2 separate regions of the Homo sapiens genome follow, and region 1 is linked to region 2. Evidence: read pairs that join two places in POLR2A ChIA-PET (ENCODE). Cell type or tissue: IMR-90. All regions are shown on one strand. Links, peaks and the distances in the headings refer to the core of each region. The heading gives the core; the rest is flanking DNA.

The links. ChIA-PET counts read pairs that join two places held together with the same protein. Peaks named below come from ENCODE experiments on the same cell type or tissue, not always from the same donor. Only the 100,000 strongest peaks of a DNase experiment are listed, where the experiment ranks them.
Region 1: POLR2A ChIA-PET joins it to region 2 with 27 read pairs; 4 of 35 experiments call an interaction of 5 or more read pairs at or near these places.

What each region holds. Positions count from the first base shown.
Region 1 is chr10:91,641,268-91,649,749 of GRCh38, forward strand. No RefSeq gene overlaps it. Among named protein-coding and RNA genes, the nearest start is that of PPP1R3C, 12 kb to the left of the region's middle. In IMR-90, for the core only: a CTCF peak has its summit at 2,637; a DNase peak (open chromatin) is centred at 1,614; H3K27ac peaks cover 151 bases.
Region 2 is chr10:91,416,643-91,425,124 of GRCh38, forward strand. All of the region lies in intron 1 of HECTD2 (HECT domain E3 ubiquitin protein ligase 2), which reads left to right. The region is part of intron 3 of HECTD2-AS1 (HECTD2 antisense RNA 1); the gene reads right to left. Among named protein-coding and RNA genes, the nearest start is that of HECTD2, 11 kb to the left of the region's middle. In IMR-90, for the core only: no CTCF peak of the experiment used is centred there; a DNase peak (open chromatin) is centred at 4,419; H3K4me3 peaks cover 198 bases.

The DNA.
Region 1 (8,482 bases), core at 161-8,160, 220 kb after region 2:
TTAAATGCTATTAAATTAAAAAGAAGACGGGCCAGGTGCGGTGGCTCATGCCTGTAATCCCAGCACTTTGGAAGTCGGAGGCGGGTGGATCACCTGAGGTCAGGAGTTCGAGACCAGCACGGCCAACATGGTGAAACCCCGTCTCTACTAAAAACACAAAAATTAGCTGGGCATGGTGGCAGGTGCCTGTAATCCCAGCTACTCAGGAGGCTAAGACAGGAGAATTGCTTGAACCCAGAAGGTGGAGGTTGCAGTGAGCCGTGATCATGCCATCACACTCCAGCCTGGGGGACAAGAGCGGGACTTCATATCAAAAAAAAAAAAAAAAGAAGATGAAGAAGAACAGAGGACTATTGCTTAAAACAGGGCAAAAGATGATTAGGTATCACTTTATCTTATCTTGCTTCTACTCTGTCCCACCCCCAAATTCAAAGTTTTAATGCTATTTACAAAATTTAGTCTTCTTCATAGTTGATACTGGAAGAAGTTATTATTTCGCAAACTACAAACAGAAATGCAAGATCCAATTGGTCAAAATCACAGTGGCAACACATGAGCAATAACATTTACACGTGATTACCTCTTTCAACTTTACAATTGCCTTCATAGCCTTTATTTAATCTTCATTAAAACTCTGTGAAGCCACTCCTCTGATTTCATCTTACAAAAGGGGAAACTGAGACCTGATAAGGCTGAATGACTATAGAAGGTTCACAATTATTAAGTAATTGGGTCAGGCTTCCAAGCCAGGACCTAACCTCATGTGTATACCTTATCTGAGTAGTTAGCTGCTTCATTCATAGATATTAAAGTAGGATCTAAGCATGAACATCTTGTTGGACACTTCTGTCTTCTTCACCTCCATATTTAATCAATCACCAAGTCCTACCTGCTTTGACCTTCTTACTACTTCCGAAAATCGATGTCTCCTTCTCCACTCCCTTGTCACTCATCATCCCTCACTTGAATTGTAATAGCCTTCGAACCAGCTTTTCCCAGTCTATCTTGTGTCACTCAGGTGCATGTTTCTCACAACCAACAAAGTGTCTAAAATGTAGTTCTGACCACAGAATCTTACTATGGCTGCCCATAATCTCAATCTACTAAAAATAAACAACTGAAACAAACTGCTGACATTCATAGTCCTCCAGAATCTCTGCCTGTCTCACCGACTTCATTTTCATTTGTCATTCCCTATCCCTACTTGTACTCACAAGGTGCCCATCCCACCTGGAGCATCCTCTCTCCATTCGCCTTTGCTTGACTAATGCCCAGTCCTTCTTTGAGGCTCAGCTCAGATGTCACCTGCCCAGATGGCTTTCATGCCCTCCCTCCACCAACTCAGGGACTTTCCTCTGTCTTTTCCATAAGACCTTGTGACTATTTTTATCATTTCATTTACCATCTACTTTTATAAAAATCTGATTTGTGTTTATCTCCTCCATTCGACTGTAAGCTCCCTGAGGGTAAGGGCAATGTCTTATTCATCTGTGTTTCTCCAACACTGGGCACAATACCCAGCACAAACAACACATGCCTGTTAGGTAAATTGTATATATTAGTTATGAAAAATACTTGCTGGTTTCAGAATCCTGCACAGAAATTGAGAAGATGATGTTGAAACGATGTGAAATGATGTGATGTGAAATGAATGTGGTGAATCAGCAGGTGACAAGACCATGAACTGTCAAAAGATGCTTTCAGAAACAGTCTAAAGAGGAGTATTGACAAAAACTCTAAATAAGGAGAGTGTACTATTAAGTTGGCAGTCGGGGGAAATGTTATTTCAAAAGTACCACAGAGCAGTGCCAACCAAACCACCCAATGCCCCAGACTCAGGAACCTCAGCAAAAGCACAAGTTGTCCTAGGACATGACAGATTTGTTTTCAGATCATAAGTCAAACACCAGGACCAGGACTGATGGAGACTTGGGTTTTTTTAAGGGATAACTCATCAGGAATTCTTTTAATATATAAACCCATTTGTCATCCTTTGAGTCTTCTTTGCTACTTCTGGCTATTTTCCCACTTCCCCTTTTCCTTGTGGGCCTTCAAATACCTCTTCCTCCCCTGTTTTCCAATGTCTCCTTGCTTTCTGCCTCTCATGTTATTGCTTGTGGAAGATCACCACTGACATTAAAATTTCCTGGAAAATTCCACTGGCTAATGTACACTTCTAATTGTGGAAAGTACATGGGTCACCTAAGTCCCTCCCTTAATGTGCTATGTTCTCCTGTTTGTTTCCACTGTTCCATCTCCCTGGAAGTCCTTCACCTGGCCAAACCATATCCATCCTTCAAGGTCTGGCTCAAATGTCCAATGTTAAACTTCCCCCAACCCTAAGACAGAGAGAGAATGCCCTGCTCTTTTATCTGTACTCCAGAGATGAATTTGCTTAGACAGCTAGAATAGCTTTTGTAGCACTCCGTGTTTTTACTTGTTTATGCAACAATCTCCCCTATGAGACTATGCCCCACTGAGGACAGGCACCAAATATCATCCATCTCTGTATCCCTTACCCTTATCAATGCCTAGAAAATCGTAGACACTCAAAAATACTTCTTGATTCCCAGGCAAACTGGCCGAATAGGAACAGCTCCAATCTGCAGCTACCAGCGAGACCTGCAGCCACCACAAGGAGGCAGGTGATTTCTGGATTTCCAGCTGAGGTACCTGGCTCATCTCACTGGGACTGGTTAGACAGTGGGTGCAGCCCATGGAGGGCAAGCAGAAGCAGGGTGGGGCGCTGCCTCACCCGGGAAGTGCAAGGGGTCAGGGAACTCCCTCCCATAGCCAAGGGAAGCCTTGAGGGACTGTGCTGTGAGGGACAAAGCTATCTGGCCCAGATACTACACTTTTCCCGCTGTCTTCACAACCCACAGACCAGGAGATTCCCTCGGGTGCCTACACCAACAGGACCCTGGGTTTGAAGCACAAAGCTGGGTGACCGTTTGGGCAGACACCAACTTAGCTGCAGGAGTTTTTTTTTTTCATAGCCCAGTGGCACCTGGAATGCCAGCAAGACAGAACCACTCACTCCCCTGGAAAGGGGGCTGAAGCCAGGGAGCCAAGTGGTCTAGCTCAGCGGATCCCCTCCCCACCCCTCTCCCCACCCCATGGAGCCCAGCAAGCTAAGATCCACTGGCTTGAGATTCTTGCTGCCAGCACAGCAGTCTGAAGTCGACCTGGGATGCTCAAGCTTGGTGCGGGGAGGGGTGTCTGTCATTACTAAGGCTTGAGTAGGAGGTTTTCCCCTCACAGTGTAAACAAAGCTACTGGGAAGTTCAAACTGGGTGGAGCCCACCACAGTGCTGCAAAGCCACTGTAGCCAGACTGCCTCTCTAGATTCCTTCTCTCTGGTCAGGGCATCTCTGAAAGAAAGCCAGCAGCCCCAGTCAGGGGCTTATAGATAAAACCCCCATCTCCCTGGGACAGAGCACCTGGGGGAAGGGGCGGCTGTGGGTGCAGCTTCAGCAGACTTAAATGTTCCTCCATGCTGGCTCTGAAGAGAGCATCAAATCTCCCAGCACAGTGCTTGAGCTCTGCTAAGGGACAGACTGCCTCCTCAAGTGGGTCCCTGACCCCCATGCCTCCTGACTGGGAGACACCTCCCAGAGGAGTCGACAGACAACTCATAGAGGAGAGCTCTGGCTGGCATCTGGCAGATGCCTCTCTGGGACGAAGCTTCCAGAAGAAGGAACAGGCAGCAATCTTTGCTGTTCTGCAGCCTCCACTGCTGACACCCAGTCAAATAGGGTCTGGAGTGGACCTCCAGCAAACTCGAGCAGACCTGCAGCAGAAGGGCTTGACCGTTAGAAGGAAAACTAACAAACAGAAAAGAATAGCATCAACATCAACAAAAAGAATGTCCACACAAAAACCCCATCTGATAATCACCAAAATCAAAGACAAAGGTAGACAAATTCACGAAAATAAGGAAAAACCAGTGCAAAAGGGCTGAAAATTCCAAAAATCAGAACACCTCTTCTCCTCCAATGGATCACACCTCCTCACCAGCAAGAGAACAAAACTGGATGGAGAATGAGTTTGATGAATTGACAGAAGTAGACTTCAGAAAGTGGGTAATAACAAACTCCTCCGAGCTAAAGGAGCGTGTTCTAACCCAATGCAAGGAAGCTAAGAACCTTGATAAAAGGTTACAGGAACTACTAATTAGAATAACCAGTTTAGAGAAAAACATAAATGATGGAGCTGAAAAACACAGCATGAGAACTTCGTGAAGCATACACAATTATCAATAGCCAAATTGGCCAAGTGGAAGAAAGGATATCAGAGATTGAAGATCAACTTAATGAAATAAAGCGTGAAGACAAGATTAGAGAAAAAAGAATGAAAAGGAATGAACAAAGCCTCCAAGAAATATGGGACTATGTGAAAAGACTGAGCCTACATTTTATTGGTATACCTGAAAGTGACAAGGAGAATGGAACCAAGTTGGAAAACACTCTTCAGGTTATTATCCAGGAAAACTTCCCCAACCTAGCAAGACAGGCCAACATTCAAATTCAGGAAATACAGAGAACACCACAAAGATACTCCTTGAGAAGAGCAACCCCAAGACACATAATCATCAGATTCACCAAGGTTGAAATGAAGGAAAAAATATTAAGGGCAGCTAGAGAGAAAGGTCGGGTTACCCACAAGGGGAAGCCCATCAGACTAACAGTGGATATCTCTGCAGAAACCTATAAGTCAGAAAAGAGTGTGGGCCAACATTCAATATTAAAAAAAAAAAAGAATTTTCAACCCAGAATTTCATATCCAGCCAAACTAAGCTTCACAAGCAAAGGAGAAATAAAACCCTTTACAGACAAGAAAGCAAATGCTGAGGGATTTTATCACCACCAGGCCTGCCTTACAAGAGCTCCTGAAGGAAAAACTAAATATGGAAAGGAAAAACCAGTACCAGCCACTGCAAAAACATACCAAAATGTAAAGACGATTGATACTATAAAGAAACTGCATCAACTAATGGGCAAAATAACCAGCTAGCATCATCATGACAGGATCAAAGTCACACATAACAATATTAATCTTAAATGTGAACGGGCTAAATGCCACAATTAAAAGACAGAGACTGGCAAATTGAATAAAGCACACCATCAGTGTGCTGTATTCAGGAGACCCATCTCTCATGCAAAGACATGCATAGGCTCAAAATAAAGGGATGCAGGAAGATTTACCCAGCAAATGGAAAGCAAAAAAAAAAACCAGGGATTGCAATCCTAGTCTCTAATAAAACAGACTTTAAACCAACCAACAAAGATCATAAAAGACAAAGAAGAGCATTACATAATGCTAAAGGGATCAGTGCAACAAGAAGAGCTAACTATTTAAATATATATGCACCCAATACAGGAGCACCCAGATTCATAAAGCAAGTTCTTAGAGACCTACAAAGAGACTTAGACTCCTGCACAATAATAGTGGGAGACTTTAACACCCCACTGTCAATATTAGACAGATCAATGAGACAGAAAATTAATAAGGATATTCAGGACTTGAACTCATCTCAGGACCAAGTGGACCTAATAGACATCTACAGAACTCTCCACCCCAAATCAACAGAATATACATTTTTCTCAGCACCACACTGCACTTACTCTAAAATGGACCACATAATTGGAAGTAAAACACTCCTCAGCAAATGCAAAAGAATGGAAATCATAACAGTCTCATAGACCACGGTGCAATCAAATTAGAACCCAGGATTAAGAAACTCACTCAAAACCACAAAACTACATGGAAATTGAACAACCTGCTCCTGAATGACTACTGGGTAAATAATGAAATTAAGGCAGAAATAAATAAGTTCTTTGAAACCAGTGAGAACAAAGACACAACGTACCAGAATCTCAGGCACAGCTAAAGCAGTGGTGTTTAGAGGGAAATTTATAGCACTAAATGCGCACAAGAGAAAGCAGGAAAGTTCTAAAATCAACGCCCTAACATCACAATTAAATGAACTAGAGAAGCAAGAGCAAGCAAATTCAAAAGCTAGCAGAAGACAAGAAATAACTAAGATCAGAGCAGAACTGAAGGAGATAAAGACACGAAAAACCCTTCAAAAAATCAATGAATCCTGGAAATGCTTTTTTTGAAAAGATTAACAAAATAGACTGCTAGCCAGACTAATAAAGAAGAAAAGAGAGAATAATCAAATGGACATGATAAAAAATGATAAAGGGGATATCACCACCGATCCCCCAGAAATACAAACTACCATCAGAGACTACTATAAACACCTCTATGCAAATAAACTAGAAAATCTAGAAGAAATGGACAAATTTCTGGACACATACACCCTCCCAATACTAAACCAGGAAGAAGTCGTACCTCTGAATAAACCAATAACAAGTTCTGAAATTGAGGCAGTACTTAATAGTCTACCAACCCAAAAAATCCCAGGACCAGATAGATTCACAGCCAAATTCTACCAAAGGTACAAAGAGGTGCTAGTACCATGCCTTCTGAAACTCTTCCAAGCAATAGAAAAAGAGGGACTCCTCCCTTACTCTTTTTATGAGGCCAACATCATCCTAATACCAAAACCTGGCAGAGACACAACAAAAAAAAGAAAATTTCAGTCCAATAATCCCTGAGGAACATCGATGTGAAAATCCTCAATAAAATACTGGCAAACAGAATCCAGCAGCACATCAAAAAGCTTATCCACCACAATCAAGTTGGCTTCATCCCTGGAATGCAGGGCTAGTTCAACTTACACAAGTCAATGAACGTAAGCCATCACTTAAAAAGAACCGATGACAAAAACCACACAATTTTCTCAATACATATCGAAAAGGCCTTCGATAAAATTCAACACCCCACTCATGCTAAAAACTCTCAATAAACTAGGTGTTGATGGAATGTTTCTCTTAATAAGAGCTATTTATGACAAAGCCACAGCTAATATCATGCTGAATGGGCAAAAGCTGGAAGCATTCCCTTTTAAAACTGATACAAGACAAGGATGCCCTCTCTCACTACTCCTATTCAACATATTATTGGAAATTTTGGCCAGGGCAGTCAGGCAAGAGAAAGAACGGGCATTTAAATAGGAAGAGAGGAAGTCAAATTGTCTCTGTTTGCAGATGACATGATTATATATTTGGAAAACCCCATCATCTCAGCCCAGAATCTCCTTAAGCTGATATGCAACTTCAGCAAAGTCTCAGGATACAAAATCAATGTGCAAAAATCACAAGCATTCCTATACACCAAAAATAGACAAACAGCCAAATCATGAGTGAACTCCCATTCACAACTGCTACAAAGAGAATAAAACACCTAGCAATACAACTTACAAAGGATGTGAAGGACCTCTTCAAGGAGAACTACAAATCACTTCTCAAGGAAAGAAGAGAGGACGCAAAGGGAAAAACATTCCATCCTCATGGATAGGAAGAATCAATATTGTGAAAATGGCCATACTGCCCAAAGTAATTTATAGATTCAATGCTATCCCCATCAAACTACCATTGACTTTCTTCAAAGAATTAGAAAAAACTACTTTACATTTCATGTGGAACCAAAAAGAGCCTGTATAGCCAAGACAATCTAAGCAAAAAGAACAAAGCTGGAGGCATCATGCTACCTGACTTCAAACTATACTACAAGGCTACAGTAACCAAAACAGCTTGGTACTGGTACCAAAACAGATATATAGACCAATGGAACAGAACAGAGGCCTCAGAAATAACTCCACACATCTACAGCCATCTGAGACTTGACAAACCTGACAAAAGCAAGCAATGGGGAAAGGATTCCCTATTTAATAAATGGTGTCAGGAAAACTGGCTGGCCATATGCAAAAAACTAAAACTGGACCCCTTCCTTACATCTTATACAAAAATCAACTAAAGATGGATTAAATATTTAAACATAAGACCTAAAACCTTAGAAGAAAATCTAGGCAATACCATTCAGGACATAGGCATGGGCAAAGACTTCATGACTAAAACACCAAAAGCAATGGCAACAAAAGCCAAAATTGACAAATGGGATCTAATTAAACTAAAGAGCTTCTGCAGAGCAAAAGAAACTACCATCAGAGTGAACAGGCAACCTACAGAATGGGAGAAAAATTTTGCGATCTATCCATCTGACAAAGGGCTAATATCCAGAACCTACAGGGAACTTAAACAAATGTACAAGAAAAAAACAAACAAACCCATCAAAAAGTGGGTGAAAGATATGAACAGACACTTAGAAGACATTTATGCAGCTGACAAACATATGAAAAAAAGCTCATTATCACTGGTCATTAGAGAAATGCAAATCAAAACCACAATGAGATACCATCTCACACCAGTTAGAATGGCAATCATTAAAAAGTCAGGAAACAATAGATGCTGGAGAGGATGTGGAGAAATAGGAACGCTTTTACACTGTTGGTGGGAGTGTGAATTAGTTCAAACATTGTGGAAGACAGTGTTGCGATTCCTCAAGGATCTAGAAC
Region 2 (8,482 bases), core at 397-8,396:
ATTGTTAAGTGACACATGATTGTGTTTATAAAGCAACATCTGTAGCTGAAAAGCTGTTTGTAAGCCAGCCAGCCCTTTCTCCTCTACTCCTGTCCTGTGGATTTGGTACTTTCCTTAACAGCCTTCTATATCAAGCCTCAGGCCCTGTATGTATTGCCTTTGCCTTTATAAACCTCCACCGTCCCCCTCACCTCCGAGTTATTATCCTTCCCACCACCCCACCACTCCCCAGAATTAAGGGATGTCATGCACTCTCTGAACTCTTTGGGGCTGGTATATGTCTCAGTTCATATTAATTTCTTTTGAAAGGGAAAAGAAAGAGCCTTCAAAAGGTGTACAGATACTATTGCCAGAGTAGCAACTTCTTTTGGCATAGTGTTTGGAAATTAACTATTTTTAGTTAAAGTTGAAGAAGAGTAGAGAAAGATCAACAGAAGATGAATGAGGAAGTAGGTGGAGATGAGAAAGCTCTGAGAAGCTTTGATTTCCCTATTTTTTCTCCTTTTTTTATAGTTTTGTAGTTAACTCTGAGTGAAGAATCCCTTCTTGAGTGGTAAAATGTTATACTGGTGAGCTATATGAATAACTACTTACTCTTAAGTTGATATTTGTAACTTGGAGGATATCTGTGTGACATTCTAGTGAGCCATCAAAAAACATTTTTTGAAATAATGAAATGAATGTGCCCTTTTTTTTTGCTTTAGAGACTGCATTTATTCATTTACTTTTTTCTTTTTTTTTATTACACTTTAAGTTTTAGGGTACATGTGCACAACGTGCAGTTCTGTTACATATGTATACATGTGCCATGTTGGTGTGCTGCACCCTTTAACTCATCATTTAATATTAGGTATACCTCCTAATGCTATCCCTCCCCGCCCCCCCACAACAGGCCCGGGTGTGTGATGTTCCCTTTCCTGTGTCCATGTGTTCTCATTGTTCAGTTCCCACCTACGAGTGAGAACATGCGGTGTTTGGTTTTTTGTCCTTGTGATAGTTTGCTGAGAATGATGGTTTCCAGCTTCATCCATGTCCCTACAAAGGACATGAACTCATCATTTTTTATGGCTGCATAGTATTCCATGGTGTATATGTGCCACATTTTCTTAATCCAGTCTATCATTGTTGGACATTTGGGTTGGTTCCAAGTCTTTGCTATTGTGAATAGTGCCGCAATAAACATACGTGTGCATGTGTCTTTATAGCAGCATGTTTTATAATCCTTTGGGTATATACCCAGTAATGGGATGGCTGGGTCAAATGGCATTTCTAGTTCTAGATCCCTGAGGAATCACCACACTGACTTCCACAATGGTTGAACTAGTTTACAGTCCCACCAACAGTGTAAAAGTGTTCCTATTTCTCCACATCCTCTCCAGCACCTGTTGTTTCCTGACTTTTTAATGATCGCCAATGAATGTGCCTTTTAAAAATAGAAATTATTGAGATTTTACCAATTCAGCTGAATTGAAAAAGTCAGTCTGAAATTTGAGTCTGCTTAATGTATTTCAAATTAACTTGGTTTTGTTCTAGATGTTTTTGTTAAAAAAAAAGAACAAGACTCTTAATTGATTGAGAATTTTGACTGGATCAAATTGCATATTTTAAAAGTAGTATTTTACTGTATAACCATAATGTATTCATGTATTTTTATCTTTTCCTATATTATAAAATAAATGAATAAAATCTCTAATGCCACCTTGCCTTCCTAGTGATAAATGAACTGAAATTTCTGAGCTTCAGGACTAATGTTTGTAGGGCTAATTTTCAGTCATCTATATGATCAATTGCGTTGATTTTTTTTTGTGACAAAATTTTGTTTCAGAATCCACATCCTTATTTCCTAGTCTCCATTTAAAGATATGATTTATATAACTTAAACCAATTCCACTTGGGCTGGTGCTATTTAGGTTGGGAGGGAAGTTTGTACCTTGAAAGTAGCTGACTTTTCATATCTTAGTAGAAGGATGTAGAACAAAGTCAGCATTTCATGATTTTGTAACCCACCATCCTAATAGGGAACTGTGAAAAAAAACCATACAAAAAGAGAAACAAAATATCTTTACCCAGGATCAAGGCCTAAAATAGTCTCTTTGTAGACTGTAAATTATATCGTTGGCTCCAGGATGGCTCTGATTGGTAGTTTAGGTCAGTTTATTAAAAATTGGTAAAGTAGGGTATCTTAAATGTTTTCTATTTTAACTTGAAACCTATAAATATATGTTTATTTATCAGTCTTTTGTCATAATAACCTTTGCTCAGTATCTCAGGAAGCTACTCATTCTTTTGAAAAAGTAGTTTTTATATGCATCACAGATTCTTGGACTCATTGAGACTAAAGGGTGAATTTTATAGACATAGACGTTCAATTTAAAATATTTTAATTCAGAAACTCTAAGATAGTGAGATACGGCTTTTAAAGCATTTCGTGATGGAACAGCCAGCACTTACTCCTTTTTTCAAGGATTGGGTTAGAATGTGAAGAAAAATGTTGATCTTGTAAGGCAACTTTTGGAGTATAGAGGATGATCAAAGTAAATTTTACCAGAATTTTGAATATAGTACCACTTGTTAGTCAATTCAGAAGCGATGATGGAAAACCATGGTTGTTATTCTTATTGGCATTGGTAGAAAAATATGACGAAGAAATTGGAAATTTAAGATTCAGTCTGTTCCTCAATAGAGGTTGAAAGTAGGAACTCATGTATTCAAATAAAATTTAAAATAAGGTTGAAAATATTTAACTATATGTTAATAGCAGAACAGGTACTCTAAGTGTTTGTCTGTTTAAATATCTTGAGATTATTTTATATTATAATCTTACATATAATCTATGTGATTATATCATCAAAAAGACCATTGAAGCCCACATTAGGTACTTGTGAAATAAGATTTTTGGTTAGTTATTGTAATTACTACGTTTTTCTGCTGTTTGCAACGTTTATTGAATTCGAGTTTAATAAATGTATGGTCAGCCTCTGCCTAGAGAGTCAGGTCTATTATTTATTAGGTTGAAATAAATACATATCTATTATTTAAAGGTTGAAATATTTTGAGTATTTCTTTCCCTCAAAGAATTCTTAGTGTTTTTCCCTGTGTTCTCTATTTGTACTTATCTTCAATCTGGAACAGCTGGTTGAGTATCCCACTACTATTCCTCAACACCCCCAGCCCACTGTTTGTAGGCTGGCCACATTCCAGGCCATCATCTTTAGTGTTCTCCTGTAGGACTCATAGATAACGTATACAAAACTCAGTAATAGCTGTGGTCCAAATTTCAGAAGGTTTGTAAAGTAATGTTCTTTAACGTTTAATTTAGTCTGGAGTTTGGTGTCGTATTAAATACCCAGTAACTTCTTGATTTGATTCTCTAATATTAATCATTTTGCCATTGCACAAAATGATGCCCGTTTTTTTTCTCATGAAAGTCTTAGGTTGTAAGATTTCTCTTGTATGAGCTGATGTGGGGCAACCAGTGTTTTGAGGATTGACTTTTATTATTCTATCAATGTGTGAAAATGTCTGATTAATTTCATGTCATCTCAAGTATAACGTGTCAAGAGCACAATTATTTTACAAACAAGAGACTTATTAGACCAAGGAATTTTTTTCTATGTTGTTTAAGCTTTTATGATTACAAAAAAAAAAAAAAAGAAAATCAGGCTGGGTGCAGTGGCTCACATTTGTAATCCCAGCACTTTGGGAGGCCGAGGCAGGTAGATCATGAGGTCAGGAATTCAAGACCAGCCTGATCAACATGGTGAAACCCCATCTCTACTAAGAATACAAAAAAAAAAAAAGCTGGGCATGGTGGCATGTGCCTATAATCCCAGCTACTCAGGAGGCTGAGGCAGGAGAATCAGTAGAACCAGGAGGCAGAGGTTGCAGTGAGCCGAGATCGTGCCACTGCACTCCAGCCTGGGCGACAGAGCAAGACTATATCTCAAAAGAAAAAAAAAAAAAGAAAAAAAGAAAATCAGTCTACTATGCCTCCTTTTGGCAAAAGAGAATTTATTGGAATGAGGCACATAGATTGGAAGCAGAAAGCAAAGGAACAGAGACTGGCTGTTTTTTGTGCCTCTGCTATTCTCTTTTAGCTAGTCAGTCTTTTCTATATTCCCCTGTCTAAAATCTGGAAAGACTTCTGATTGACATACTAGGAAGCATCAATGTCCATCATGCCAAGCCAGCTAATACATGGCTACCCTAATTGCAGATGGGTTGCCCCTTAGTTGAGTGCCTACCTCAGCTCTAGTCCACAGCCATTCCTGCACAAAGAATAACAGCAATGCTATGGGGACCATGAGTGGGGCAATTTAAATATAAGGGAACATTAGATGGCAGCCATGGTAATGTGCATAGTAGATCTTCCCTCAAACCTTTGCATTCTTCCCCCCCTCAGGCTTTTTTCCCCTTCAGTAAAGCTTCTGAGTCATCCTTGCTCATTGCTTTCATTTTCTAACTTCCCATTCATTTGTCAATTTATTTTGTATAGTCCGTGCCACCACCATTACCCTAAATCTGTTACCTCAGCTGTCCTCAAGATTCATAGTTGCCCATTTCCGTTAGGCACATTTTAGACCTAACCACTCTTCATTATTTAACATTATTGACCTTTTTTTTTTCTTGAAACTTTATCCTCCCATATTTTTAACACATCACTTTCTTCTGGATTTCTTTGGTCATTCATTCTTAATCTCCTTTGCCAGCTCACATCATACATGCCAATATTTCCCACAGTTCTGTCCTTATATTATCAGTTGTGTCCAATCTTTTGGCTTCCCTGGGCCACATTGGAAGAATTGTCTTGTGTCACACATAAAATACACTAACACAAACTATGGCTGATGAGCTAAAAAGAAAAAATCACAAAAAAAATTTATAATGTTTTAAGAAAGTTTATGAATTTGTGTTGGGCCGCATTCAAAGCCATCCTGGGCTGCATGCACCCTGGGGGCTGTGGGTTGGACAAGCTCGTTATAGGTTTTCTGTTGATATATTACAATAACCCTGTTATAAAAATTCATTATTTCATCATGCGAAGCATACTTTTGCCTAGTGAGCATTGGTTCCTTTAGTAGTTACTCACAAATCATGTTGATAAAACCCAGTCTAGAATTTTCTTCAAAGATGCCCTCTTCTATACAGTGAGGTGTCAAAATATGCCTATTCTTCTGAAATTTGAAGAAAGCATTTTACATTGTTTATTTCACTTACTTTATAATTTATGGGAGGGTTTGTTCATTTTCATTATGCTTCAGACTTACACCTGAAATCGCTGTTAACAATTTGGTCATTTCTTGGCCCAGGCTGTCATTCCTCTTCATTCCCTATTATTACTATCTCTATTCAAATTTCATTTCTTCCAGTAGGCCTGGTTTAGCTTCCAGTATTTCTGCCCTTTATTCTATTCCCTAGACTGCTACCATAGTGATTTTTTTCTAAAATACAGATATGATCATGTCATATCTTGCTTAGAAGTCCTCAATGATTTTTCTCTATCTCTGTTCAGGATAGAATCTATACTCTGTAGCCTGAAGGCCTCATAATATGGCCACTACCTACCTTCCCAGTCATATCTTGCTGGACCATTCTCCCTTTCTGATTCTATATTCCAACTACACTGCTCCCTAAATACTACTGTTGCTTAGTCTTAGATAACATTCATGACAGTTGTCAATGAAAAAATGCCTTCTATGTGTTAAATTATTGTAGATGTTTACAGCTAAGTTAACAAAGGTCTGTTGCTGAGGGACCATTTATTATACAAGCACGGCTAACCTTATTTTACAAATTGGTTACTTTCTTATAACTGTCAAATTTGTGTGTCCAATTTGGCATTTGTTCGCACTATTATTAAGATTTTCTGACAACAAAATATACAAGTAAGCAAACTTAGCCCCAGTCATTAATAAAATTCTTATTTAAGCATCCTAATACATATAATAAGGAATGATTTACTTTTTCAAATATGTAACCTGTTTATATTTCATTTTCCTAATCAACACACTAGTTTTGTGTACCTGAACAAACTGCTTTAATTTACCAATATTATGCAAATTACATAATTTACTGACTATTTTATGGAAAGGTATTGTGTATCACTGTCTTACCTCTCTTTTCAATTTTCTCTCTTATCTTTGAGACTGTAAATCCACTAGACATTAGAACTGATAGTTGTTGAATAACTGTTAATTGAATTCTTAATTTTTATTGTTTGGAGATCCCACAAGTGAACTAAGCAATATTCTTTGAGACTTCTTTTATTAAGAAGAGGTGAAGGAAGGGGGAAGAAAAGAAAATGTTAGTCTTTCCTAGATGGTTTAGGACATGAGAAGTTTCCCTAAAGTACACTTAGTTGTTCTGCTTATGTAATATTCTCTGGTTAGGTGAATTGCTCCTAAAGCGATTAAATTTAACTCAACATACATCTATAAAAGTAGAGATTACATCAGCCACAAAGGGTTGTTGTGAAAATAGGCTGATGTGTTCAACACACGTACTGTCACATGTTAAGCCCTTAATTAGTGACAGCTGCTATAGTGGGAGACTGTAATATAAGTGTTAAGAATACAGATTTCATGGTCATTCAAACTGGAGTTTGAATCCTGGCTTCCCATTTATCAGCTCTGTGAACATGGGCATGGAAATTCAATTTCCCCATCTATAAAATGGGGTGTAAATACATATAGGAATGTTATAATGTATTAAAGTAGGTACTGTAGTAGTAGGTGTATAACAAGTACTCAACAAATGACTTGTTTCCTAACACAGAAATATTAACCCAGACATTACTGAGCTGAAATCTGGCCAAGAATCAAGGACCAAGCAAAAACAAATTACAATAAAATCTATGAACAGGCAAAAATGTCACACCAAAAAAATGCATATGTGTTTTTACTTTACTCATGGAAGTGTCCCTCAGGTTCCCATGTAGTGTCCATTACATCTCCATTGCTTGTTAGGTCACTTTAGGTGAGTCTCAGACAGTTCCACTTTCCTTTCTGTGAAATGAAGGAGTTAACTAATTTCTAAAAGTCTATTAATTCTAGAGACTTCTTAATTCTATGTGTATAGTGTCTGAAATTTATTCTCTTTGGGCTCTTTTATATTAATTTCTTTAAAAAGTAAATTTAAAGTGTAGCACCTATGCACAAGATTCACTGTATGACAAGCTCTGTGATGAACTTCTAGTCCAGCATGAAGGGCCAACATTAGAATGATTATAATTTTAGTGGAACAATGTAAATAAATTAGAAGAATAAATAAGAATGATTGGTTTTATAGAAATGGTGAACACTGGAAAAAGCTTCAGAAACAAGTTATGATAGGCTATTCTGCAGTTACAAATTAGCCCCAAGTTTCAGTGTTTGAAAACTATTAAGGTTTATTATTGCTAATGATATAGTCTAACATTGGTCAGGATTGGCTCTGTTTCACATAGTCACTCAAGAACCCAAGCTAACAGATGCTCTAACATGTCAACTCAGCCTGGATGGTTGCCACAGTCGAGGAAAAGAGAGAAGAGCTAGAGTTTTGCCCCAGTCTTAAATGCATTGGTACTTTCTGACTCAGAAATGACAGACGTCTTTTCCACTTGTGGCCTGTTAGAATGAATCAGATGGCTCTACCTAACTGCAAGAGAATGGGGAATTTAGTGAGCATAAATGCTTCTGCTATATTATATGAGTGAATTCTGAAAAGGTAAATGGCAATCAGTCTGGTGAATTAAGAAGGAGGAGATGAAAAAGAAACTCTTCCTCTACTGTGAAAGTGAAGACGTTACCTTTAGAATTTAAAAGTGGATGTTAAAAGAAGTTAACTACTGTATTCTCTTAAGCATCTGGAAATTGGAACATAGTATAAAAAGATCCCAGAGAGCTGAGAATAAGCCCTGAGGCAGCTCTATAGTTTAATCTTGCGCTTCAAAGTATGTGTGAAGATTTTTTGTATAATTACAAAATACTGATTAATTAAATAAGTACTATGAATTTTATAGAGTTGTTATTTTGTGAAAGATGTGATAATGGATAGATTCCATGTTTTAGAAGATTGCTATTACCTGTGCCTAAGGATCCCAAGTGCTTAGCACTACTTCTAAAAAAAAATTCTGGTATGCCCAATCACAGTGCTTAGAAAAACATAAACTCTAAAGGGTTATCTTTTTACCTGAACTTGTAAAGTTGCATCAAATGAGAGGATAGCCTTCAGTGAATCAGCCTGTAAGGTATCACATGCATCCTATTTATTAAAAATAATATTTATGGAGGTCACAAAAATAGTATTATTTAAATACACAGTTAAAATTGTAGTTAACATTAATGGAGGGTGTATAATGTGCAAGGAACAATGCTAATTATGTGCATTATCTCTGTTAAATCTTACAGTAAATCTATAAGATAGGTACTGTTGTTATTCCCATTTCCAAACTTCTCAATTTGTAATTGGATAGATAATAAGGCTGTTTTATATGTGAGACAGT